Linked DNA regions of Homo sapiens: region 1 is linked to region 2. A link is a loop called in an ENCODE intact Hi-C map of the cell type or tissue named here. Cell type or tissue: heart right ventricle. All regions are shown on one strand. Links, peaks and the distances in the headings refer to the core of each region. The heading gives the core; the rest is flanking DNA.

Evidence for each region. Hi-C counts contacts between places; a loop is a spot of excess contacts. Peaks named below come from ENCODE experiments on the same cell type or tissue, not always from the same donor. Only the 100,000 strongest peaks of a DNase experiment are listed, where the experiment ranks them.
Region 1: a loop joins it to region 2, with 3 times the contacts of the local background. A loop is called at or near these places in 4 of 110 quality-filtered maps.

What each region holds. Positions count from the first base shown.
Region 1 is chr19:28,211,068-28,223,621 of GRCh38, forward strand. No RefSeq gene overlaps it. Among named protein-coding and RNA genes, the nearest start is that of ERVE-5, 390 kb to the right of the region's middle. In heart right ventricle, for the core only: a CTCF peak has its summit at 6,168; no DNase peak of the experiment used is centred there; H3K27me3 peaks cover 337 bases.
Region 2 is chr19:27,967,487-27,980,040 of GRCh38, forward strand. All of the region lies in intron 3 of LINC02987 (long intergenic non-protein coding RNA 2987), which reads left to right. Among named protein-coding and RNA genes, the nearest start is that of LINC00662, 180 kb to the left of the region's middle. In heart right ventricle, for the core only: a CTCF peak has its summit at 6,668 (motif pointing right); no DNase peak of the experiment used is centred there; H3K27me3 peaks cover 818 bases.

The DNA.
Region 1 (12,554 bases), core at 3,041-11,040, 240 kb after region 2:
CCCTCCTCCATCATGTAGAGGAACAGCTGTTATTTCACCCCACTGCACAGCTGCTGTGTGTAAGTTGAACTAGGTTTGTCAGATCATATGACTTTCTGGGAAAGGATAGGAATCTAGATTTTTTTTTTAAATTGGTCAAAGTATTCCCTCCATTAGTCTTACTTCTTTATAAGGCCATAAAAAGAGATGTCCCTCTATGTGAGGGTCTGAATTTTTTTTATTAACTATAAGTTCTAGGGTACATGTGCACAACGTGCAGGTTTGTTACATAGGTATACATGTGCCATGTTGGTGTGCTGTACCCATTAACTTGTCATTTACATTAGGTATTTCTCCTAATGCTATTCCTCCCCCAGCCCCCGCCCCGACCCTACAACAGGCCCTGGTGTGTGATGTTCCCCACCCTGTGTCCAAGTGTTCTCATTGTTCAATTCTCACCAATAAGTGAGAACATGTGTTTGGTTTTCTGTCCTTGTGGTAGTTTGCTCAGAATGATGGTTTTTAGCTTCATCCATGTCCCTGCAAAGGACATGAATTCATCCTTTTTATGGCTGCATAGTATTCCATGGTGTATATGTGCCAGATTTTCTTAATCCAATCTAGATTTTTATATAAAATCTTCAAATATTTGAACTTGTTAAATTCAAACAAAACAGTTTGGCCTACATGTGGATGCCTGTTTACTGTTTCTGGTTTGAATTCATTGTTTTAAAAAGAGACAATGTGTGAAGCCTTCCCTGCCTTGGACAGTGGAGTGGGCTCCTTTGTCAACAATGTTTAGTAGCCTTGCTGCTTTCCTGAGTCACTGCGCCCTTCCATGTGGCACACAGGGGCCGGATTAAACAGTTGGGGGTGGCACAAGGATGTGTCTTTCCGCGGGTCATTTTTTGAAGTAAAATAAAAGACACAGATATATACATCAGACACACAAGCGCAGCACAGCACAAGATGGAAAATGATTCATTCTGTTCTGCAGGTGCTACAGGAATTTGAAGAAGAGAGGTCAGTTCGGACCAGAGACTTTCAGGCTTCCTGGAAGAGGTGGGGTAGAACTCCATGTCACCCCATGAAATGTGGGACGGCTTTCAGGACAAGTTCCTGCCCTGGAAATAAAAAGAAGTGGGGTGTGGGACTGCAAAGAACCTCAAGGGTCTACGCAGTGAAATGTTAATTATAATGCTCATTCATTTATCTCTGGGTCTATAAAAGGAATAAAGTGGAAAAGAAGTTGGACAGGAGCCTCCACACTAGCCAAGGACATGGACAAGGAGAGAGAAAAACACAGTTTAAATTCATGGTGTTCAGCAGAGAAAGGAGATCTTGTAAGCAAATGTTAATTAAGTACAATTTGAAAATGAGTTTATAGCATCAGTGCCACACTGCGGTAGTTCCAATTAATCTCCAACATTCCTTTCATGATCCATGAATGTCTACCTCTTTACCTGTGATGGAAGAGTATAGCTTGAATGGTCATTATGGTTCAAATTAAAATAACTCATCTCTAGCATATGAGATATATGAGTCACCCATTTTCACAACTTAATTTATACTTGATTCTCAACAACAAAAAACAAATAAAGATGTGATTTAGCTCTGCTCTAAACCCAGACTCCAGTCCCTATCTCCTCCAAATCATCTATCTTGCTGTAATCAACATTTTTATTTCATTTTATTTTATTTTTATTTTTATTTTTTGTAGAGATGGAGTCTTACTATATTGCTCAGGCTGGTCTTGAACTCCTGGCTTCAAGTGATCCTCTCACCTCAGCCTCCCCAAATGCTAAAATTACAGGCATGAGCACCACTGCACCTGGCCCTGAATTTTCTTTTTAAATCACAAATCAAATCATGTCACTGCCCTACTTAGCATCCTTCAAAACTGACCCATAGACACTGAAGCTTTGGTTTAGCACAAGGTGGGGCCCTGTCTGAACCAGAAGCATGCACGTTTGAGGAGGAAGTGGTAGCTGACTATAACATTTAATATGTCTCACTACTGTAGTTTTTGACGTGCTTTTTTCACTCCAACCCAACAGAAAATGACACACCCATATTATGGGTGAAAAACAATTGCTGTGCTAGCTAGCCATTATTAATAATGAGCATGTATAAGAGGCTTCTGGCAAATTTGGGGTAGGAGAAACACTTGAGAACAGAGAGATGAGTGATTAAGACAGATAAAGTCCTAGTTCCAAAGATTGGCACATGATGACCTGCTCTGATATTTTCCAGAGTGTGCATGAAATATGGTGTTAGAGGCTAATAGACCCAGCATTAAATCACACTAAATTGTAGAGAAAAAATATTTTTAGCTTTTAAGATTTATTTTGTCCTATTTTATTTTACAAATTAAAAAGAGAAAGTTTCCATTTGGGCAAACATATCGTTAGCAGTATTTTAGCCGAAGCATTTTGACTGCTGTTTAAAAAAAAAATCCTAAAATCTCAGTGAATTTACACAATCCAAAGTCATTTTTTATTCAGTGAGTACGATTATGGGGCAGCCTTTCACACAGTGACTCATGATCCAGTTTCCCAGACTCCCTTGCTGTGGGCTGTGGTTATGTGACTGAGTTCTATCCAACGGAATGAGACAGAAGTGATTGAGTGCCTCCCACACGGTGACCCAAGGACCACATTTTCTGCCATCCTGTGGCTCTGCCATCTGCTAGGGTCTCAGAGATTTTTATCTGGCTCGTTTTTATTCAACTAACAGAGAAGGAGAAGAGAGGGAATGTGAAGGCAGCATGGAAGTTTATTATGAAAGTCCTTGAAGAGGTACTCATCACTTCTGTCTCATTTCATTGGCTAGAGCTCAGTCACATGATCACAGCCCACTGCAAAGAATTCTGGGAAATGCAGTCATGCTGCATGCCCAGAAAGAAGGCTTTGAGTAATCTCCTGGAGATGCTCCATAATATGGCAGGCACTAAGACTTCAGGCGTGGAGCCTTCCCAAGTAGTGCCATTTTCACTAGAGTTTAATAACATTGTTTTGTTTTCATTCTACTTATTTTATGTTTTCCATTTTTAGCAATTGAAACTGGTTTTTCTTCTATGGCAGAAATATAAAATTTTCTTACAAAATGAATTTAAATTAAGAAAAGCGAATCTATTTAAGAAAAAAATGAATAAATAAATAAAAGTAGAATACAGAAATCACAAAATCTACTATGGAAACACATCAATGAACACTTCATTATTTGATCTACTTTTGAATTAGTTTTTCAGTCTAATTTTCAGAGACTCTGCTTCTGCCCACAACTTCTCACAGTAAGTCAACTTGCAAGCTATCCTCTCATTGAGCTCTGGCTGGCCATGAATGAGGAGACCAATTTTCTACTACCAAAATTAAAAACAGTGACCTTTTCCCAATTCTCAGGAGCAAACTATTTATGTAATAAACCAAATATTCTCCTACTTTTAATTTCCCTTTATTAATTTAAAAAAATGCTTTGGCACTTAGCTGCTGGATCTAACATGAGGCTTAGAATGATATCATATATTGACTTATTTGAAATTACATTTAATATATCTCAAGTTCATTATATTCTACAACAACAGCAAAAAAAGAGCAAGGCATCCAGGTGAGCTGTGTTCCAAACAAGTTACAGAATTATGCCACAGCATTTGCTGATTTCATCCGCATGTCTCCCTGTCCCTGCTCCCCCTCCCAAACCCGTTCATGTCTTTCTCCTACCTCCATAAGGTCACTCAAATATGTCTACCTCCCCTTACCGTCCACCACCACTACTGCCTACCATCTTGTAATCCTCAATCTCCTCCTCATTCCTACTGTTTTCAGACCCATCCTCCACCCCTGCGGCCTTTGTGACCTCTCTAAAATCAAAATCTCATCATGCTCTTTCTTGCTTAAAACTTTTAAATGTTGCTCCATTTGTCCACAGAATAAACATCACACTTCTGACCTTGACCCATCTGGCCCATGAGGACTTTTTTCTGCTGACATGGCCAGCCTCACCTCCTCTCAGCTTCCCAGCATCCCCACCGTGCGGGGCCCCAGCCCAAGATTCTCTCTCTACTTAACAAATTACTCCTTTCCTTTCCTGCTGCCAAAGAGCTCACTTTCGCCTGATAAGGCCAGGTGAGGGCTTCTCTTATGAGCTCCCACAGCACACTGTGCTTATCATTTTTATATCAGACATTGTAAACCAGGCTTATTTTGAGCTCCAAGAGGATGCTGATTATGTTTTTTTTTATTTTTATATCCCCAGTGTTAAATTGAACTACTTATAGTAGACACTCAAGTATATGTAAGAAGGTTTCTGTTTTGTTTTGTTTTTGTCTGTCCAGAAACTCTCCTGACATCTGTTTCAAGCACCTCTTGTTTGGGAGAATTGCTCCTTTCCCCTCCAACTGAGGTCTTCAGAGGCTCCTATATGTAGTCTCTGGCCAATCCAAGTCAAGCCAATCACTGTTCTTCCTGGGGATTTTTCAAACTGAAATTCAGGAAAAAGTACTGGTCCTATGATGGTAACAAAGCTGAGAAATGTGAGTGGGCCAAGGGCAGAGCAAGGCATGCAGAAAAGTCATGTATCAATGCAGAAGACGGCCAGCAGCAAAGAGATTATCAGCTCCCCTTTGTTTTAGGTATAAAAATAAAATGTCTAGAAGTGGTTCAATCGCACTTTAACCAAATCCAAGCTACTATTAAGTGAGAAAGCAATTCAGTGCATTAAAGTAAGAATATGCAAGGTTCACCTTTTGAATATTTCAAACTTTCTCATGAGCTTACCTCCCCAATGAGACATTAAATTGCTTGAGGCATAAACTGTCTTTATGTTACACAGAACTTAGTGTAAGGCTGGGCACAAAGTGGGACTTATGAAAAGAATCAGATGGAATGAATGAGTAAAGGAAGGCAGGCATGAATGTAATGTCTCAAGTTATATTACTCTAGAATGTTTAAGAGCTTTATAGCCATAATGCAAATGTATGCTCTGACTCGACCAGGTTGACCTACGAGATCTTGTTCTCAAACCCGAATTCCATGTCCCATGAGATCTGGAGCTGCCACTCCAACACTGGTACAGTGCTGCCACTCTCTTGCCCACGCATTTCTCAGCTTCCTGCAGCCATGTGCATTCTCCAATTCATCCCATATCAACTTGAGTTTCAAAACCTAGAGTCATCACAGGTTTTTAAAAGGAACAGCATCACACTAAGTATCTCATGTTTTTGTTTTTGTTTTTGTTTTTTGTAGACTTCATTGAGATTTATGGGAAAGTTCACAACACACAGTACCTCACTCCCACCCTCTCCCAGCCTCTCTTTCCCTCTCTCTTTTTCTGCCCCCACGCCCTCTGCAGAAGACAACAACAACAACAACAAAAACCTGAATTATTCCCCTTGGGTCATGCAAAACACACCTGCCCACATCCAGGCCCTCTAGGACCCCAGTCCTCTACTTTTAGAAGCTTATCAAAGTTCGTCTTCCAAATGCATCCAGCAGCCTCCCAAGAAAAAATAATGGTCAGTGGCACTTTCTTCATTACACTATATAGTTATTCTAAAATTCCAATAGGAAGTGAGAACTTTCCAATAAAATCTTTGAGGATTTACACAGCCCGTGTGAAAATACTCATGACAGAAAGAGCAACAGAACCCGGCGCGCAGGAACTAAAAATATTTTTAACATTAATTGCAATTAAAGCAGAACTCTAAGAGATGACAAGTTACCTAACACACATTCATCTGTGTGAAAAGAAACCTTTCAACACATAGAAGCTCCCTGATATGCTGCCTCAAAATACTCAATCAGGGAGAAATTCAGCTCCAAAGAGGTATTTTGATAGATGCTTCCAATCAGTAGACACAAGAACAGGGTGGCATGCCATGTTCGTTTTGGGGCTGCCATCCATCTGTAGGTTATCAAAACAGGCCCGCACTGATGAAGATATCCTGAACCAAGCGGCAGAAACTGCAATCATACTGATTTTCACTCAGAATAAACAAATCAGATTTTCCCTTGGGAGCAGCCAAGAAAGTCTGTGTGGCCAGCTTGAAAATAATATGTTGCTGTCAGCCCAGCATCCATTAGCAGCCGCTTTCTTCTGGTAAAAACAAACAAACAAAAAAAGCAGTGCTGTTGTGTTGTTGGAAAATGGTTATCTGGTGCCCCCTGGTTCTGACACTACTGAATTTCCAAGGAGAGTACTGAATCATTGAGTTTCAAATTTCCCAGTTCTTTGTCTTAAAGAGCTATTTGGCCCATAGGCCCAGTTGGGGGCACAGGTGAGCAGAAGCTGAGGCTACCCAATGGGACAAGGCAGACATTGGGGAGCAGTCAATTCCCAAGCCACCCATAGAGCTACAGGTAAATTGCTGTCCTCACCTGGAGAATGAGTGCTTGCCTCAGCCTTGAGAAGAAGCTGTCATTACACACAGAATGGAACTAATGAAACTTTCTATTCTGAGCTCCCCAAATCTTCCTTAGCATGGGAATTTTTCTGCAGGTGCAGTGTCTGATGCAGAGACACTCCTCTCCCCAGGTGTCAAAAGAATCCTTTGTGCTTCAAGATGCAGGGAGTGATTGATGAGAAGCCCGTGCACAGAAAAGAAATCACTCAACTCTTTCAACAGAAATTATTATCTGCTGAGTGCCAAAGATGACAGCAGGCTTTATGAAATTATGGAGCATATATATATAAAATGCATGTATGTGTGTATATATATGTATACAGACATACATACACACAGAAGTATTGGATACCTTGATATGTGTACCAAGCACTTAAATGCATTGTGTGTAAGCTCCGTGGTGCTTACAGTTTATCAAGTGGATTTATAAAATTATGAATTAAGACAATGCACAATATCTGCCTAAAGAAAGTTCCAAACATGTGGTTCCAGAGGTTCAGGGGACAGAGGAAAAAAACATAAAGGAGAAACCAGACACCCACGGCAGAGAGAGGCTTTCCTCTCTTACGTCAGAGATGGCATCAAAATGTATTTCAGGCCCAGGGCATTGGCTCATGCCTGTAATCCCAGCAGTTAGAGAGGCCAAGGTGGGAGGATCACTTGAGGCCAGAATTTGAGACCAGCCTGGGCAACATAGAAAGATCCCAGTCTCTACAAAAAAAAAAAAAAATTAAAAATCAGCCAGGTTTTGTGGTAGGCACCTGTAGTCCCAGCTACTTGGGAGGCTGAGGTGGGAGGATCACTTGAGTCCAGGGGTTCCAGGCTGCAATGAGCTGTGTCAACAGGGCAGGACCTTGTCTCTCAAAAAAGAACAATTGTGATCTGTTTAGGATGTTTTGCCCGTCTTGCTGTGTCTTTATTGCAAGGGTTCCAATAGCACCTGAGGTAGTTTGTAGACTCTGGTTCTGTCTAATAAATTGGCTTCTTCAGGTGTCTATTTGCATATGTTGATATCACAGAATGAAGAAGGCCTGGAGCAGGACATTTTCCATTCAGATCCCTGAGGACAGTGGAGGCAGAGGCAGAGAGATGCAGAGGGCAATATCCCCACAGGGACGAGTGCAGAGAGCTTCTCTGCAGGAGAAAGATGAGGGCATTGTTTCCACGGGGATTTTTTTGAGGGCTGAGGCACAAGCAGCCACGCTTTGACACAAATCCCGCAAAAAAAAAGCTCTCAGGAAACAAAGCACAAAACCCGGACTTCTTCTCTCCTTTCTTGTGAAAGCTGCTACCTCAGAGGAGCGAGCATGGGAAAGGAGACTCCTGTTCACAGGAGGCTACCAGCAGACTTTGGAAAGAGGGGATAGAACTCCTGGATCCATCCTGGAAGGCGGGTTGTCACCTAGGGCTCTTTGTCAGCAGGAGGGGCACAGCTGAGGTGGAGCCCAGGAGAGGCTGTGGCTCTTATCAGGACCTGCTGGGCCCAGAAAGCAGAGCCACAAAAGATGCAGGGATCGCCATGCAGGCTCCTCCCCGCCTCTCCCAGGAAACCAGACACCCACGGCAGAGGGAGGCTTCTGGAGCTCATGCTCACCCTCTCTCACAATGCTTAAATCCATGGTGGTGCTTAGAATGTTAGGAACCAAGGCAAAAGCCCCAGATTCACAACTGGATGAATGGTGCTAACAGAATCCAAATTTAGTTGGAGACAGATTTTCACACTTATTTGTTTCCCAAAGTTTAATTTTCATAAATTTTCATTTTAGAATACTACTGTTCTTTCCATGGCCACCCTATTTGTCCATCCCAGTTTAATCTGGGGCCATTGTCAACATCAGCCCCAAAAAGTACACCTGAACCCACCACACACCAGTCACTACATTGGCCAGAGGAGGACCAGCCATGGCATAGACCTCCTATCAGGGTGAGGTGGTCACTCAGAGGAGATCCCCGGAAGGCCCTTCCTGGTCAGAGGAGATCCCCAGATCTCTCCTGGCTTCTCCTGGCCTTTGATTAGGAACTCAGGACAGGCAGAAGCCCCTGAACTACCATCACCCTCACTGGCAGAGATGGTGGATTCCACAAGAATCACCTCTGGAGAGCTTTGGCCATGGGCTTCGGAACTCTTCATGGCACCAACCTGCCTTAGCACCTGTTCTCCTAGGTTTTCTTCTCCATCTCTGCCATTTCTGGAACTGTCAGTTACTTCCCTGGAAGAGACATCCAAGTCTTACCATGGGAAACCTAGATCTGCCTTTTTAACTCTGCCCGACTCCCAGGCACTAGAAGAGGGGCTGAGGGAATTGGGCTGATGGCTCATCAGCCACCAGCTCTCCTAGATGTCGTTGCATCCCTGCAGCTAATGCTGGTGGAGATCACCCAGGAGAAGCTCACAGCCTCCCACACCACAGCAGCTTCTCTAACGGGAGCAGGGTCCTCTGGCTTGGCCACTCCCGCAGTATTCTCAAGAGAGAAAGCAAAAAAGAGAAGCATCTTCTGCTCCCGTTTTAAGTTTCTCTTCCCTTCTCACCATGCCACACCAGTGCAATGGTGAATAAATAAAGCAGAATGGGTGTCATCACCCAGAGGAGTCAGCTTCGCATTGTCAGAGAAGTCACTGAGCACCAAGACCTCCTTCTGGGGAGAAACAGAGGCTGGGAGCGGATGCTGTGGGAGGAGTCATGGTGCAGCATCTGGGGCTTGTGGGGAGGAAGCACAGAAAGCAAAGGTCCGAGAACCCCGCATCACATGCCCTTTTCAACACTCAGCCTCTGTCAGTCAGTTTGTTCTTTATGCAGAAAGAGAGATCAGGAGGAAGAATAGGAGAGTTGAAAAGGGCAAGAAGGTTCAGGAAAATGGCTTGGTGGAAAATACCAAGCTGTTGCTTTGATTTGGAGCTTCTTTCTTTCCACAGCTCATCATCTGCTTCCACCCCAGGGTGATTTCAGCTGTCATCCTTCCTTCTGATCCTGCTTCCATTTCAGCTCTGGGATGTCTGCAGCCATGTCTCTTCCAGCCCCAGTCTCTCCATCCCTTCCCCTTTCCCCACTCCGTCTTCACATGAGATGCACACTCTGAGTGCCCTTCTAAACAGCTGCACCTTCTAATTCTCTCTAGAGAACATTAGCTCTTTGGTCTCCTCAGCACCAACCGTCTCGAGTTGTCTCAGCTACGGAGATACAGAGCCTTCCTTTCCTCTTAGGAGCATCACTCCTTCCCTATCTATGCATTTAATCAGAATGGGAGCTGTCACATCTTTCTGAGGGGTGGCATCTATCCTGAGCTAATCTAAATATGTGTACCCACAATGGCAGGAGTGCTTGGTCCAGGGACGGAGCACAAGGCAGATCAGTCGCAATGCTGTCATGAGGATTTCTAACTGAAGCTGAGGCATGAAGTATGGAAATAAACAAAGACCAACAAAATGAGAACTAGGAAAGCCTATGTATTCAGAGCTTTCAATGGAGCCAACCACCATCATTCGCATTTTAGCATCACTCAGGGTCAGACAGAGGAGTGGGAAAGCATTTTAGTAGAAACAAGGGAAGGTTTCATGTGCGCCCTGATTGAAGGCTGTTGGCACAGGGAAGCTGTAGGCCTGCTACCTAGAAGAGGGGGTCCTAGGCAGTAGGTTAGGGGTGCATATTTGGATTTATCTGATTGGCCTTAATTTGGAAGCAGGGACAAACATTAGGAAATCTGTCAATTATAAATCAAGTCTTGACCATTTGGGGTTGATTGTTTTAGAATTTATTGTTGAGCTTCCCCGATTTTCGCTAGAGAAGAGCCATCTGACTTTCTATATGTCTGACATATCAGACTGGCATCCTGGCCTGTTTATTGTATATAAATGGGCCAGTTTCCTGGGTGGGTTTGATGGAGGTTGTGGGTCAAAGTTTCATCTTTCTATGTGGTCTGGCCACTGTCCAGTTGTATGTCCAGTGTCTCTGTAATTAAGATGATGAGGACCTACAGGTGGCCAGGTTTTTCTCCCTTGTAAGAAATAATCACTGTAAGAATGAGGCCAGGCCAGGCACAGTGGCTCACACCTGTAATCCTAGCACTTTGGGAGGCCGAGGTGGGTGGATCACCTGAGGTCAGGAATTTGAGACCAGCATGACCAACATGGCAAAACCCCGTCTCTACTAAAAATACAAAAATTTGTTAGGTGTGGTGGTGCACGCTTGTAATCCTAGCTACTTGGGAGGCTGAGGAATTGCTTGAATCCAGGCAGTAGAGGTTGCAGTGAGCCGAGATCATGCCACTGCAATCCAGCCTGCATGACAGGAGCGAGACTCCATCTCAAAAAATCAGAATGAGGCCAATAAGCAGAGAGAAGTGAGAATGAAAGAGAATGAAAGGCCAACAATAGCCTGGGTGCTGTTTGAGCTCCTGGTCCTAGCCATTCTAAGGATAGCTGCATTTCTGGCATTCTTTGTGGATTTCTGAGTCAATCCTTCCTTTGATGTTAAGAGCCAATAGTTACCATTTATGACTGCTAATTTGAGTTATGTGGCACCAGGGGAGTCCTGCCCTGCCTCCTCACTGGTGGCTTCCCCGCCACTGGCCCAGTGTTCCTTCCCATTCCTCGCCTGCCATGATCCCTGACATCTAATGCTGGTCATCAGAAGCCTGTATGAATCCACACCTTGGCAGCTTTCCTTCTTCCCTCCTTCAGACCCTCCAGCTTCCACTGCCCCTTTTGGGATCCTCTGATCAACCCTGTAAATCTCCTGCAGCCTGACTTTTTGTTCCACTTCCCTGCATGCTTTCCCCTCAGGGGTTGTCCACTCACGGGGCCTCAGTTATCACTTCTAAGTGGCTTCCAGGTTCCTGGGCCCAGCACTGATTCTCTCCTACCTGGGCCCCAGCATTACCGACCCAGTTTCCCATCTTCCCAGCAGCCTCACCAGGTCTCGCAAGGAACTCGGCACCTTCCACAGCAAATGCTGTAGGGTTTCTGTTGGGAAGCAGGCTATAGCTCTGACACTGCTGAGCCGCAAATGTGAAGTCCTGTCTGGGCTTCTTCCCATTTCCTCTTATGTCTCATCCATAGACACAGCAGAAATTGTCATCTTCACAGGAAACAGAGACTTCAAGGGCTTTCCCAAAGTCAGAAGACTCATGAGCAGCAGAGCCAGCACATCTAGAAGCTGCGCTATGGCATTTTCCAAGCCACGCTTCCTTGGAACCCTCTGGAACCACAGCACAGCTCTCAAGGAGACAGGCTGCTGTAGGGGCTTAGGATACATGTCCAGCTGCCCCAGTGACAGCCTCACTGCCCAAGCTGGAGGGCTGAGGCTGAAAAATCTTATAAATGCCATGGACTGAGTCTTGTCTTGGTTTTATCCACACATTCTCCCCAAGAATTTCCCCACAAATAAATTTATGTAACCAGATCATCTCTACAAGGTATGTCCCTGTTCAACCCCAATGTAGAGAATCTGAGTCTTAAAGAGTCAAAAGGAACCCAGAGGCTACCTCATAGAGACCTGTGCACAGCACACACTGCCCCATTCCTCAGCGCAGGCAAATAGCCCTCAAGACTCAGCTCAAACAGCTCTGTGCTGGGAAGCCACCAGAACAGCCTTCAAATTCATGAGTGACTTTGGTGGAAAGACTTCCTGATGCTAAGGTGAATTGGGGCACAGCTTCCGCCCACTGTGAATTCTCCATCCGAAGCCACATGGCAGCCTTCCAGAAGCACCAAGCCTTCCTCAGCCAGTCCCCACTATGCCTCTTTTCTCAGGCTCAGCATCCTCAGTCCTCCAGGTGACCTGATTTCCAGGCACTTTCCCCCTGGCCTTTTCCCACCTAGACTGCCAGTCACCTGTTTAACAGATGCCTCCCTAACTTGCTCTACCACCCCTCTGCAGGCAAGCAGCATCAGGCAAGGTGGGGCTTTCTCCTCTCTTGTTCTGGACTCTCTGTGTTTGTCAGTTCAGCCAAAAGTTCCCCTTAACTACCTCAAAATCATTTCAGATCTTGATAAAATTGAACAGGAGTCTGCCATTGAACCCTTGTCAGTAAGAACAAAAACTGTAGCAGCAGCTGCGTGTCTCTTTCCTGAGAACCGAATAGGGACTCCTTTGGGTGCTGTTTTCAGATAATACAGCTTCTTCAATGTGACACACAGGAGTCCCACCCGGTAGCAGGGGTGCATTTTGAGTTCTTT
Region 2 (12,554 bases), core at 2,913-10,912:
CCATTCATATTCCTGCAAAGGACATGATCTTGTTCTTTTTATGACTGCATAGTATTCCATGGTATATATGTACCACATTTTCTTTATACAGTCTAACATTGATGGGCATTTATGTTGATTTCATATCTTTGCTTTTGTGAATAGTGCTACAGTAAGCCTATGTGTGCGTGTGACTTTATAATAGAATGATTTATATTCTTTTAGGTATATAGCCAGTAATGGGATTGGTCGGTTGAATGGTAATTCTGTCTGTAGGTCTTTGGGGAATCTCCAGACTGTCTTCCACAATGGTTGAACTAATTTACACTTTCACCAATAGGGGAACACTTATTTTTCATTGATGTAAAAGGCTTACTTTATTCATTTTTGAGAATGATAGTCAGTTGTACTTTTAAATAAAAACAATATTTTATTTAAAAAAGTGATTATTCAGTTTACATTTAAATCATTGTTTCTTTTTCTTAACACAACCATACTGCAGTAAGAAGAAGTGCTTCTTGTTAACTTTCCACTTATTCAGAGTATTAAATAGGAAGGCAAAGATTTAATAATACCATTAATTGTTACTGCTTCATCAAAGACATTCTTAACTAAATCAGGCTCTCTTTTTTAACTGTAAGGGGCTGTGGAGAATAGAATGACTTCTAGTGTAATTTGATCACCTTGATTTATGCTGAGAAACCTTGATTTATGCTGAAAAACCAGCTATTTCACCCACTTTTGCTTTTATAAAATCATGGCAAGTGTCACAGTGAGAAAGCAGGCAATGCCTTCATATCCTTTTAAAAATTATTTTAATTTATTTTTTATTTTTAATCAGCTTTCTCAGGCTGAAATAGTATTTTTATCAGAACAGTTTTGACTGCTTGGGCCTCATGAAAAATGGCCTGCATAGTATTCCATGGTATATATGTACCACATTTTTTATACAGTCTAATATTGATGGGCATTTATGTTGATTCCATATCTCAGGCTGAAATAGTATTTTTATCAGAACAGTTTTGACTGCTTGGGCCTCATGAAAAATGGTCTAGGGGATCTCCAGAGGTCCACAGAGCACATTGCAAGAACCATTGGTTTATTAAACAGGCAAAATGTATTAGTTGTATTAACCTCTTAAGTTCATCAAAGACTGGCCTGTTTGAAAATAAAAAGACAGATTAAGTTTTTAATTCAAACTACTTAAAATAAATAAATATATCATGAGAATCTAATACAGAGAAAATGATGATAAAGAGAATAATTATACTATTATCAGTAATTGATAGTCATTATTATATTATTATTAATACTTTTTAATTAGTAATTATTAAGAGAAAAAGACTAGGGAATCTGAATCTCATTCACATTTATTTATTTATTTTATTTTATTTTATTTATTTTTTATTTTTTTTGAGACGGAGTCTCTCTCTGTCACCCAGGCTGGAGTGCAGTGGCACTACCTTGGCTCACTGCAACCTCTGCCTCCTGGGTTCAAGCGATTCTCCTGTCTCAGCCTCCTGAGTAGCTGGGACTACAGGCATGTGCCATCATGCCCAGCCAATTTTTTTTTTTTTTTTTTTGTATTTGTTGTAGAGACGGTGTTTCACTATGTTGGCTAGGATGGTCTCGATCTCCTGACCTCGTGATCTGCCTGCCTTGGCCTCCCAAAGTGCTGGAATTACAGGCATGAGCCACTGCGCCCGGCCATATTCACATTTACTAAAGTTCTAAAGACTTTATTGCCCATTACTACTGCTTTCTAAAACATTCTTGTGTTCCAATGTCAGGTTAGAGGAGTGAAAATACAACAGGTTCATTACCATGGCCTGTTAGGGAGGGTCAGTACTTACTGGCAATTCTGACTGGTTACTGTAATAAAAGACTTCATAGGACTTGATGTGCTGAGTAAGAAGAGTCCAGGAGACCCTCTGAAGGTCAGGCTCCGGGAGAAGGATTTGTAAAACAGTTTGCCTTGGTGAAGCAAAACAGCAAAACACACAGGAGGCATTATTTTACTAAACAGATATGTTTAGTAAATATATTAATCATTTCTGAATTAATTTCTTAAATGCACATTTTTACTTTATAGAGATGCAGATAAATCCCTCGATATGTTTGACGAGCAATTACATCCACTCACTGTATCACTTTTATTGAGGCCGTATTTTTCTCATAGACTTGTGTTTGTTTCACACTGAAGTCAAAGACATTTTTAAGTATTCTTCCCCATGCCATGTTGCATCTAATCGTCTTATTTAAGAACTGTTATAAAAAGGATGTGCTGGAATAAGAAATGACCTGCAGCTCTGGTTAATTAGTGAGCTAATGAGAGTAAATATATAATCCAAATAACAGAAAATGTATCTTTTAAAAAGATAATTGTCAGTAGCATCAAACAATAAACATTTTTGTAAATGCCTTTAACACATATACATGATTTCTGTGAATAGAAATAAAAAACAATGTAAATTTAAATAAATGGTGTACAAATTAAAAGTGTACTTCCTCAGGTACATAATAGCCACATGTGGCTAGTGACCGTTGTATTGAATAGTGCAACCTTAGAGCCTTATGGCTACAGAAAACTAAATGTGTTTTTTCAAAGTTTGTTGCAGAGGAGAATGAATTATTGTCAGTAAGTAAGACTTTAAAGCCTAAAAGTAGTTTACATTTTTATAGAATTCTATGGGAAAAAGAGTAGAAAGGAACATAAAAATTTTCTGAGCTTGAGCCCATTTTTTTCACTGAATGTTGATGACTATTGAATCATTATAGTATCTTAAGATTCCACTGTTCGTATTTTAGAAACTAAAAGACATCTCCCCAATCCAAATTGTTCTAAGTGACACACAGGCACAAGTATGAATATTGCTGTCTTAAGAATACTTCATTTTTTTTTCCAACGGATACTTACATCACATCCTTTCTTCTTTCAGCAAGAAAAGATGCCAAAGGAATACTTTGAGTATGTTCCTGAACACAAGTTTATTTACAGATTTGTCCATGTTCTTTTTAAAGCCACAAACCTAACAGCTGAATTTGCAATAGTAACTTTGGTAAGATATTTCTTATTTATAAAGCATTTTTAGAAGTTGGTACTTGTACACAGGGTATGGTGCTGTTTTTAAATAAAAGTTGGCTTCTGGGCTGGGAGTGGTGGCTCACACCTGTAACTTCAACACTTTGCGGGGAGGCTGAGGCGGGTAGATCACCTGAGGTCAGGAGTTTGAAACCAGCCTGGCCAACATGGCGAAAACCCAACTCTACTAAAATTATAAAAATTAGCCAGGTGTGATGGGGGATGCCTGTAATCCCAGCTAATCAGGAGGCTGAGGCAGGAGAATTGCTTGAATCCGGGAGGCAGAGGTTGCAATGAACCAAGATCTCCCCATTGCACTCCAGCCTGGGTGACACAGCAAAACTCTGCCTAAAAAATAAAATAAAATAAAAAAGTTTGCTTCTGAAATTATTATACAAACTTTAAGAGAAACTTATGAAAGCAAAGTAAATACACACATTCGAGTTGTATCATCATTACAGCTTAAAATGTTGCCATTGCGTTTTTCATAATAGAACCATTGCTATTAAAAGCAGCGGGAGAGATTTCTGATTTCCCCCCCACACATCAGTGCATATGAAGTGTACACACATGCAAGGCAGGCGGAGGTGTTGGGATGGGGAGCAGTAAGGAGACGGATTCCAGTGGAGCTCTGAGCTGAGTCCCAGGCTGCATTCCTCAGGCAGTTCTCATGCAGGCTGTGATTGACAGCTGCTGCCGTGTCGTCTTTGTTCCTTGGGCCATGAGTCTTAATCTACCCCTACTGATCACTTGTGCCTGCTTATGAAATTGCCCAGGAATGTGGTTCCAGTAGGCCTGGGACACAAGCTTTGCTCGTTAGTCTTCCAAGCCATAGCTGTTTCCTTACATTTACATCATCCCTACAGAATTCCTATTGTAAAAATGTTAATAATAAATTCTATTCAAATTGTTGAAATTGTTTTACCCCTCTTCACAGCCAACCTATAGAGGAAAGTCAACTGCATGGCTGGGAAGGAAAGAATACTTAGGTCAATACTTACTTATTTACCATTCAATTAGAGTTTAGGAGAGAAGGCTTCTGATGTGCACTTGAGTCAAAGCCCTCAATGGGTGCTGGACCAGACACAGGCCTTTTCGAGGAGCTGCAAGTCATTTGGAACTCTCAGCACATGCTGGAGGGAAGCAGGAGTGGTGCTTCCAGATTTAGACAGATAGATGATGCTGGGGGGAAAGCTGGATTGGAAAAGGGAGAGTTTTGTACTCAGGCTAAACTAGATGTGCCTTTTAGATAGCAGAGTAGCAGTGTCTAGTCATCATTTGGATATATGGGACTAGAGCATGAATTTGTGGTAGAGATGCAGAGTGAAGAGTAATAGCAGCTGTTCAAATGCAGAGTAAGTGTGTAGAATAAAATTGGACAAGCCAGGCATGGTGGGTTCATACTTTTAGTCCCAGCTACTTGGGAGGCTGAGCTGGGGGGGATTACTTGAGCCCAGTAGTTTGAGTCCAGCCTAGGCCACATGGTGAGAACCCATATCTTGAGAAAAGAAAACATAAAGCCAGGTGTGGTGGTTCGCCCTTATAATCCCAGCACTGTGGGAGGCCACGACAAGAGGATTGCTTGAGCTTAGGAGTTCTAGAATAGACTTGGCAATAAGGTGAGGCCCCATCTCTACAAAAAAAGAAAGAAATTAGCCAGCCATTATGGCACATGCCTGTGGCCCCAGGTACATGGTAGACTGAGGCAGGGAGATTACTTGAGCCAGGAGGTGGAGACTGCAGTGAATCATGATCATGCCACTGCACTGCAGCTCGGGCAACAAAGTTAGACCCTGTCTTAAAAAAGGTAAAGAAAATTGAGAGACGATAGGTCTGTAAGGACTTATAGTGAGTAAAGGACAGGCCCCCAGAGGAGTAGCTGCTAGAATGGGAGGAGGAAAAGCAGGAAAGGATAATAAAAGAGTTAAAAGATGCTGTGGTCACAGTGCTGAATGCTGCCGAGAAGTGACTCATTCCATAAACACTCACTGGATACTGACTCTGTGTCACTCTTCTAAGTGCTGGGGTAGAAGGGAGGACAGGTTGAATACAGTTCTTGCCTTTATGAGCTTATGTTCTAGTGAGACACAAGTAGTTTTTCAGGTAGTGTCAAATAGCAGGAAGAGGAAGCTGGATAAAGGGATTCAGAGTGTCGGGGTGCTCAGTACTTTAGATAGAATGATAAGGAAGAGTCTCTCTAGAGAGCCAACATTTGAACAGTGACCTGCCCAAAGCAACGAAGGGAAGGAGTGCTGGCATTACAGGCAGCAGAGACAGGAATGTGTTTCACATGTGTTCACAGAACAAACAGCAAGGTGACCAGTGTGGTCAGAGTGAGGAATAAGGGAAGCAGTGGAGATAAGGCCACACAGGCAGGGCCACAGCTCACAGGGCCTTTTGGCTTCAGGCCATAGGAAGATGTTAAGGTTTTATTCCAGTTTGATAGGGGACTCATGTAGATCTTGAGCAGGGAAGTGAGTGCTGTTAATAAAGAGGTTATGGTGACTGCTTTGGGGAAAGTAGGCCATGGTTGGGAGGCAGATTGGAGGCAGAGAAGAGGGCTAAAAAGCAATTAGAGTGATACAGGTGAGCAATGAGAGATTGTGGCTCATAATCAACCCAGGCAGACTACCAGTGAAGGCAGACATAACAGGCATTGGAGACATTGCAGAAGGGTAACTCAAATGCAGGTATTTGGCCCCAGCAGCTAGGCAGATGGCAATGTCCTGTACAAGATTAGAAAAGGCTTGGGGGGTTGACTGTTGGGCTGGAGACTTCCAGTTTGTAAGTGTGAAGGCACCAGAAACCTAGGCAAGAGAAGTGTTGGAAGAGTAATGTCAGTGGGGCAGGCAGTGTACATTAAGGAGAGATGGAAGATGAGGAGCTGGCATGAGGGCATGGTGCTGTGAGCACCAATGAGATGACACAGCTGGAGGAGTAGTGGGGAGTGAGATGGGAACAAAGGAAACACAGTTAGATTGGGGAAAATCGCTAGTAGAGAGGCACAAAATCTTCAAAAAGAGGTGATTGTAGGAACAGTGTTCTGCAAAAGTGGAATGGGATCAACTGCACTGAGAAAAGTTGGCATCAGTGGGGAAAACATTTCTACATCTGAGCTGATGATCATAACCTTCAGACAAGAAATAAACTCGTATAAAATAAACTTTTTCCCTTTGTTTTGACATAAAGAGTTCAGGTAGCTCGCAGACATACTCTTCTGCAGAGCACCCTCTGAGGTAACACCTCCTCACAGCTCACCTTTAATCTTTACTCAGCTGTTCACTTTGCCCAATTCTTTGTAAAGCAGATGTTTGATAAATGTAAACTATCAAACATGTGCTAATTCATGAGATTGTCTCACAAACTACTCGGCAGGCTTAGAGGAATCCCAGGGATGCAGAAACTGGCAGCTGTTTCCACCTTTAAACCAACAGAATTGACTAAGTTGCAGGATGTAAGAGAGAATAAATTTTCATGAAGTGATCATGAAGATGGGAAAATAGGGGCTGAGAGGAGGGCCATTCTTTTATACACATGTGTTTTTTATCAAGCAACTGAATACTGAGAATGTTTTACAACCCCTGAGACCTGCACCTGCCATGCTGCTCTGCACAGCGGCCACTGGGAGGCTCTCTTGACCAGCAGTTTTTTAAGCTAGCACCACAAAAGGGTTAGTGTTTGTGAAAAGGAGATTAACATTTGCTCACTATCACATGGGTTTTATATATTCAAGCTTGACATGCCTGTAGAATTTCTATCTACCTCCCAGCTAAGTATGAGACATTACATTTGGTAGGCACTTGAGTATTTCCTGAACAACTTCAATCCACACTGGTCCTTAGTGTGTGCTGCCTTTTATGAGTGTGAAGATGATGACACTGCCTCTCTTCATGGTGGCCTTGGCTGACATATGCAGGCATTCTTGTCACCGAAATTGGGCTGGAAATTCCCATAGGCAGAGTAGGCAGCAGAAGTATCTGACCTATGATTGTAATGTGGTCTCTTGCTTTGCCTGACCAAGCAAAGTATGTAGAGCATAAGAATAAAAGACACTTTCTGGTCAAAACCAGAAGAAATCTGTCATTCAAAAGAGTTCTTATCAGAGCACTTAAAGTGAACTAAATCAAAGGCCAGTGCTCTATTTTGCATATTTACATAGAAAGACTCTTAAGTTATGTGGAGATAGACCTTTGCCCGACCAACTGGAAGAGATTGTCATGGGAGCCATTCTTCTCACCTCCAAAGTTTGGAAAGATGTGACTATATGGAATAGGGAATACTGCAGGCTCTTTGTGAACACTAGCATTAAAGACATGTGAGTTTCTAAGGTTTTTGTGAACTTTCTAACCATTTTCATTACCTTATTTGCTCCCATAAATGTAACACTTTAAGACATATTTTTAAAGGCTACAGTGTGCAGATAAGGAAAACACATAAAACCACATACTTCTTTATATCCAGCTTTAGTATAAAAGTTCATATCTTTTCACTGTTAATGGGTAGGTCTTGGTGAGTTACTGTTGTAATAATCTGCTCTGCTCATACATGGAAAAGTATTTTTCTGGTGGTTTTTGGCAAATACTTCACAAGTGCACTACCAGAACACCATAGCACAGTAAATATCTTTATGGCTTTTTAGAAGCTGTCTGTAAGTTCCAGTCTCTTTTTAAGGGACACATGTCTGGCTGTTGAAATAATTGGCCACTCTTAAGGTCTAGGGCCTCTGGACTATGGAGAAGTTATAGCCTCAGCCTCAGTCACACATTGTGTATTTGCTTTTGCTGATGTTTTCTCCCTTATATTTAAATGTCTGTTTTTTTATAGAAAACTTGAGATGCAGAATAGCCACAGATCCCTGTGCCCTCCCCATTAGGAGTGTTGCATGTGTTTAGAAATTGGGTTGATGAGTTTGCTGCTCCAGTGTTTCCTTGAGGCAGTATGCAAAAAATTGCCCAGGCATCACACAATGCCCACCACACTCAAGAGGCTCCTGGGGCACTCATACAACCACAGCAGCAATCTGTGGGACTTGAGTTACCAAGGAGAGTGCGAGAAATCTTGCTGAGTCATGGGGTTGCTCATAGACGGTGCCAACATGATACTGAAACATGGGCTTCATGGGGGCTTTCTTCCAGTCTGGCCTTACGACTGTTGTAAAGGGAAGAGCCTTGGAGCTTGTAAGCAGGGTGAGCTAGGGAAGCATTTCCACCAAACACTCTAGTAATGTCCACAGGACAGTGAGAATAGCTATATGGGTGACACTTAAGAAAATATAAAGGGACACCTGTTGCTGTCGTTGAGCAGCATATGAAGAACAATATCATGACAGGCAGTGGCAAGAGTTTGTTTTTTTACATTTGCCCGTTACTCCAGATAAGACTGCCATCCAGAATGTATGTGATCACAAAAGTAGAGCTTGATGGCTGATTAGAAGTCTCTGCCAATTGTTCTCCTCATAAGAATAACAAATTGAGTAACTATCTAAATAAAAAACACCTTTATTAGAACTAAAAATAGCTAAATAATTATAGTACCTGGTTTAAACTTTGTATCACTGAAAAAGGCAGTGAACACGGTAGGAAAGACAGTCTTGAGTTGCTGATGCCAGCCCTCCCTTATGTCCTAGCATTGGCCATGTGACAAGAAGAGAATCTGCATGCTTGGGGAAGGGAGAGCACAGCAGTGTGAGACTTTGCATTGAACTCAGTGCTGCGTTGTCATAGCAGAAAGCAAAACTGGGCTGAACTCAGCCAGTGCCCACCCACGGATGGAACATTTCTAGCCCTAGCCTGAAGGGAATCACCCATCCCAGTGGCTGAAAACTGAGTTGTGGAAAGCCTCACTGCTGTGGGATAAAGTATTCTGGGGTCCTTAATAAACTTGAAAGACTGTCTAGGCCACAAGGACCGCAACTCTTAGGCAAGTCTGAGTGTTGTGCTGGGCTTGGAGCCGGTGTATTTGGGGGGCATGTGACCTAGAGAGACAGCAGATGGGGCAGCCCAGGGAGTGCTGTACCACCCCTCCTTCAATCTTAGGCAGTGTAGCTCACAGCTCTGACAGAGACCTCTTTCTTCTGCTTGAGAAGAGTAAAGAGTAAAGAGGACTTTGTCTTGCAACTTGGATACTAGCTCAGCCACAGTAGGAGAGGGCACTGGTCAGAGTCATGAGGCTCCCATTTTGGGTCCTAGCTTTTGGATAATACCTCTAGACAAACCCTGGGCCAGAAGGGAACCTGCTGCCTTGAAGGGAAGGAATCAGTAAGGGCAGGATTCATCACTTTCTGACTAAAGAGCTCTTGGACCCTGAATAATCAGCAGTGGTAAGCAGGTAGTACATGTCATGGGTCTTTAGTGAGCCTCAGAGATCTGCTGGCTTCATGTGTGACCCAGCACATTCCAAACTGTGGTGGTTATGAGGAGAGACAACTTCTGCTTGAGAAAATCTGAGGGAAGAGTACAGAGGACTTTGTCTTGAGCTTAGACACCAGAGCAGCCACAGTGGAGAAAAGCACCAAGTGGGCTGTTGGGGTCCCTGATTCAGGCCTTGGCTCTTGGATGGCATCTCTGGGCTTTCCCTGGGCCAGAAGGGAGCCCACTGCTCTGACGAGTGAGTTCCAGGCCAGGCAGCATTCACCACAAGCTGACTGAGAGCCCTTGGGCCTTAGTGAACATCAGTGGTGACCTGGCAGTACACCCCAGGGGATTGTGATGCTGGTGAACATGGGGACAGACTACTCTGCCTGGGTAATGGGGAAGGAAGAGTGGAAAGGTGTTTGATGGTTTTAGTGCCAGCTCAGTCACAGTAAAACAGAGCACCAGGTGGATTTCTAAGGTTTATAACCCCAGCCCTAGCCCCCAGACAGCACCTCTGAACCCATCCAGGGGCCGGGGGAACTTACTACACTTAAGTGAAGGACAGAAGGTTCTCTGGCTTCACTACCTGCTAATTGTAGAGCCTTGGGGCTTACTGCAAAATAGCTGGCAGCCAGGGAGTTGTTACAGTAGAGGCCTTGGGCAGTAACAGTGCTGTGTGGGCTTCAGATCAGACCCAGTGCTGTCCTAGGTGTAGTGGCCACAGGGGTGCTTGTATCACTCATCTTCGAACTCCAGAAAGCTCAGCACAGAGAGACTCTTTTTGTTTGGGGGAAAGTAAGAGAAGAAATGAGTCTCTGGCTGCTAATGCAGAGAATTCTTCCAGATCAAATCCGAGATCACTAATGTGCTACCTCTACATATCTGCAAGAACCAATGACATTCTTCATAGACATAGAAATAGAAAAGACAATCCTAAAATTTATATGGAACCACGAAAGACACAGAATATTCAAAGCTATTCTCAGGAAAAAACGAAAAAAACAAAACAGAAGGAGTCACATTGTTTGAATAGAAATGATACTCTACAACTATAGTAACCAGAACAGCATGGCACTGGCATGAGAACAGACACATAGACCAATGAGACAGAAGAGAAAACTCAGAAACAAATCCATAAGTCCACAGTGAACTCACTTTCAACAAAGATGCCAATAATACACAATGGGGAAAGGATGGTGTCTTCAATAAATGGTGCTGGGGAAACTGGATATCCATATGCAGAAGAATGAAACTAGTTTTTCTCATCTTATACAAAAATCAAATCAAAATGCATTGAAGATTTAAATTTAAGACCTCAAACTATGAAACTAAAATAAGAGATTAGGAATATTCTTGAAGACATTGGACTGGAAAAAGATTTTTTAATACTCCATAAGCACAGGCAGCCAAAACAAAAATGGGCAAATGAAGTCACATCAAGTTAAAAAGCTTATGCACAGCAAAGGAAACAACAAAGTGAAGAGACAACCCACAGACTGGGAAAAGATATTTGCAAACTATCTGGATTAATTACCAGAATATATGAGAAGTGCAAACAACTCTGTAGGAAAAAAACTAATAATCTGATTTAAAAATGGGCAAAAGATCTGAATAAACATTTCTCAAAAGAAGACACATTAGCTGCTGATGGAAAATGCTTCTGGTTCCTGCTACAAGGGAGGCCTGGATGGGAAAATTACCTGTGCTCAGGAGGTCAAGGCTGTGGTGAGCTGTGATTGTGCCACTCTCCAACCTGGGTAATAGGGTGAGGATCTGTTTCAAAACTTTAAAATATACATACAAATGGCAAACAGATATACGAAAAGATACTCAACATTATTAATCATCAGAAATTCAAACCAACACTACAGTGAGACATCCATCTCACCTCACTTAGAATTACTTTTATCCAAAAGACACGCAATAACAAACACTGGATAGGATATGGGGAAAAGGGAACAGTCGTACACTGTTAGTGGGAATGTAAATTAGTACAACCCCTATGGAGAACAGTTTGGGGGTCTTCAAAACTAAAAATAGAGCTACAATATGATCCAGCAATCCCACTGCTGGCTATATACACAAAAGAATGGAACTCAGTATATCAGAGATAAGAGATACCTGCACTCTCATGTATGTTGCAGCACTATTTACAATAGCTAAGATTTAGAAGCATCCCGAGTGTCCATCAACAGATGAGTGGATAAAGAAAAGGTACATGTACACAATGGAATACTATTCAGCCTTAAAAAATAATGAGATTCTGTTATTTGCAATAACAACATGGATGGAAATGGAGTATAATGAAATGGAGTATTAACTCATTATGTTAAGTGAAATAACCCAGGCACAGAAAGACAAACTTCCCATGTTATCACTTTTTATGGGAGCTAAATGTTGAAACAATTTTACTTGTGCAGATAGAGAGTAGAAGAATTGTTACCAGAGGCTGGTAAAGGTAGTATGGGGGATGGGGAGTAAGAAGTAATTGTTAATGGGTACAAAAATGTATTTAGAATAAGATCTAGTATTTGATAGCGCAACAGGGTGACTATAGTCAGTAATTATTTAATTGTACATTTAATAATAATGAAAAGATTATAATTAGATTATTTGTAACACAAAGGACAAATGTGTGATGGATACTTCATTTACCTTGGTAGGATTAGTACACATCGTTGGCCTGTATCAAAATATCCTATACACCCTATGAATATATAAAGCTATAATGTATGCACAATTTTTAAAAAAGACTATCATTCGTCCAGGCTCGGTGGCTTACGCCTGTAATCCCAGCACTTTGGGAGGCCGAGGCAGGCGGATCATGGGGTCAGGAGATCGAGACCATCCTGGCTAACACAGTCAAATCCCATCTCTACTAAAAATACAAAAAATTAGCCGGGCATGGTGGTGGACACCTGTAGTCCCAGCTGCTTGGGAGGCTGAGGAAAGCCGTGAACCCAGGAGGCGGAGCTTGCAGTGAGCCAAGATCTCACCACTGCGCTCCAGCCTGGGTGACAGAGCGAGACTTCATCCCCCGCCCCCCCCCCCCCCCCGCCAAAAAAAGGCTATCATTCAGAATTACTACACTGTGCATAATATACAATTGAAGTGAGGATGTTGTGACTAACAAAAGACTA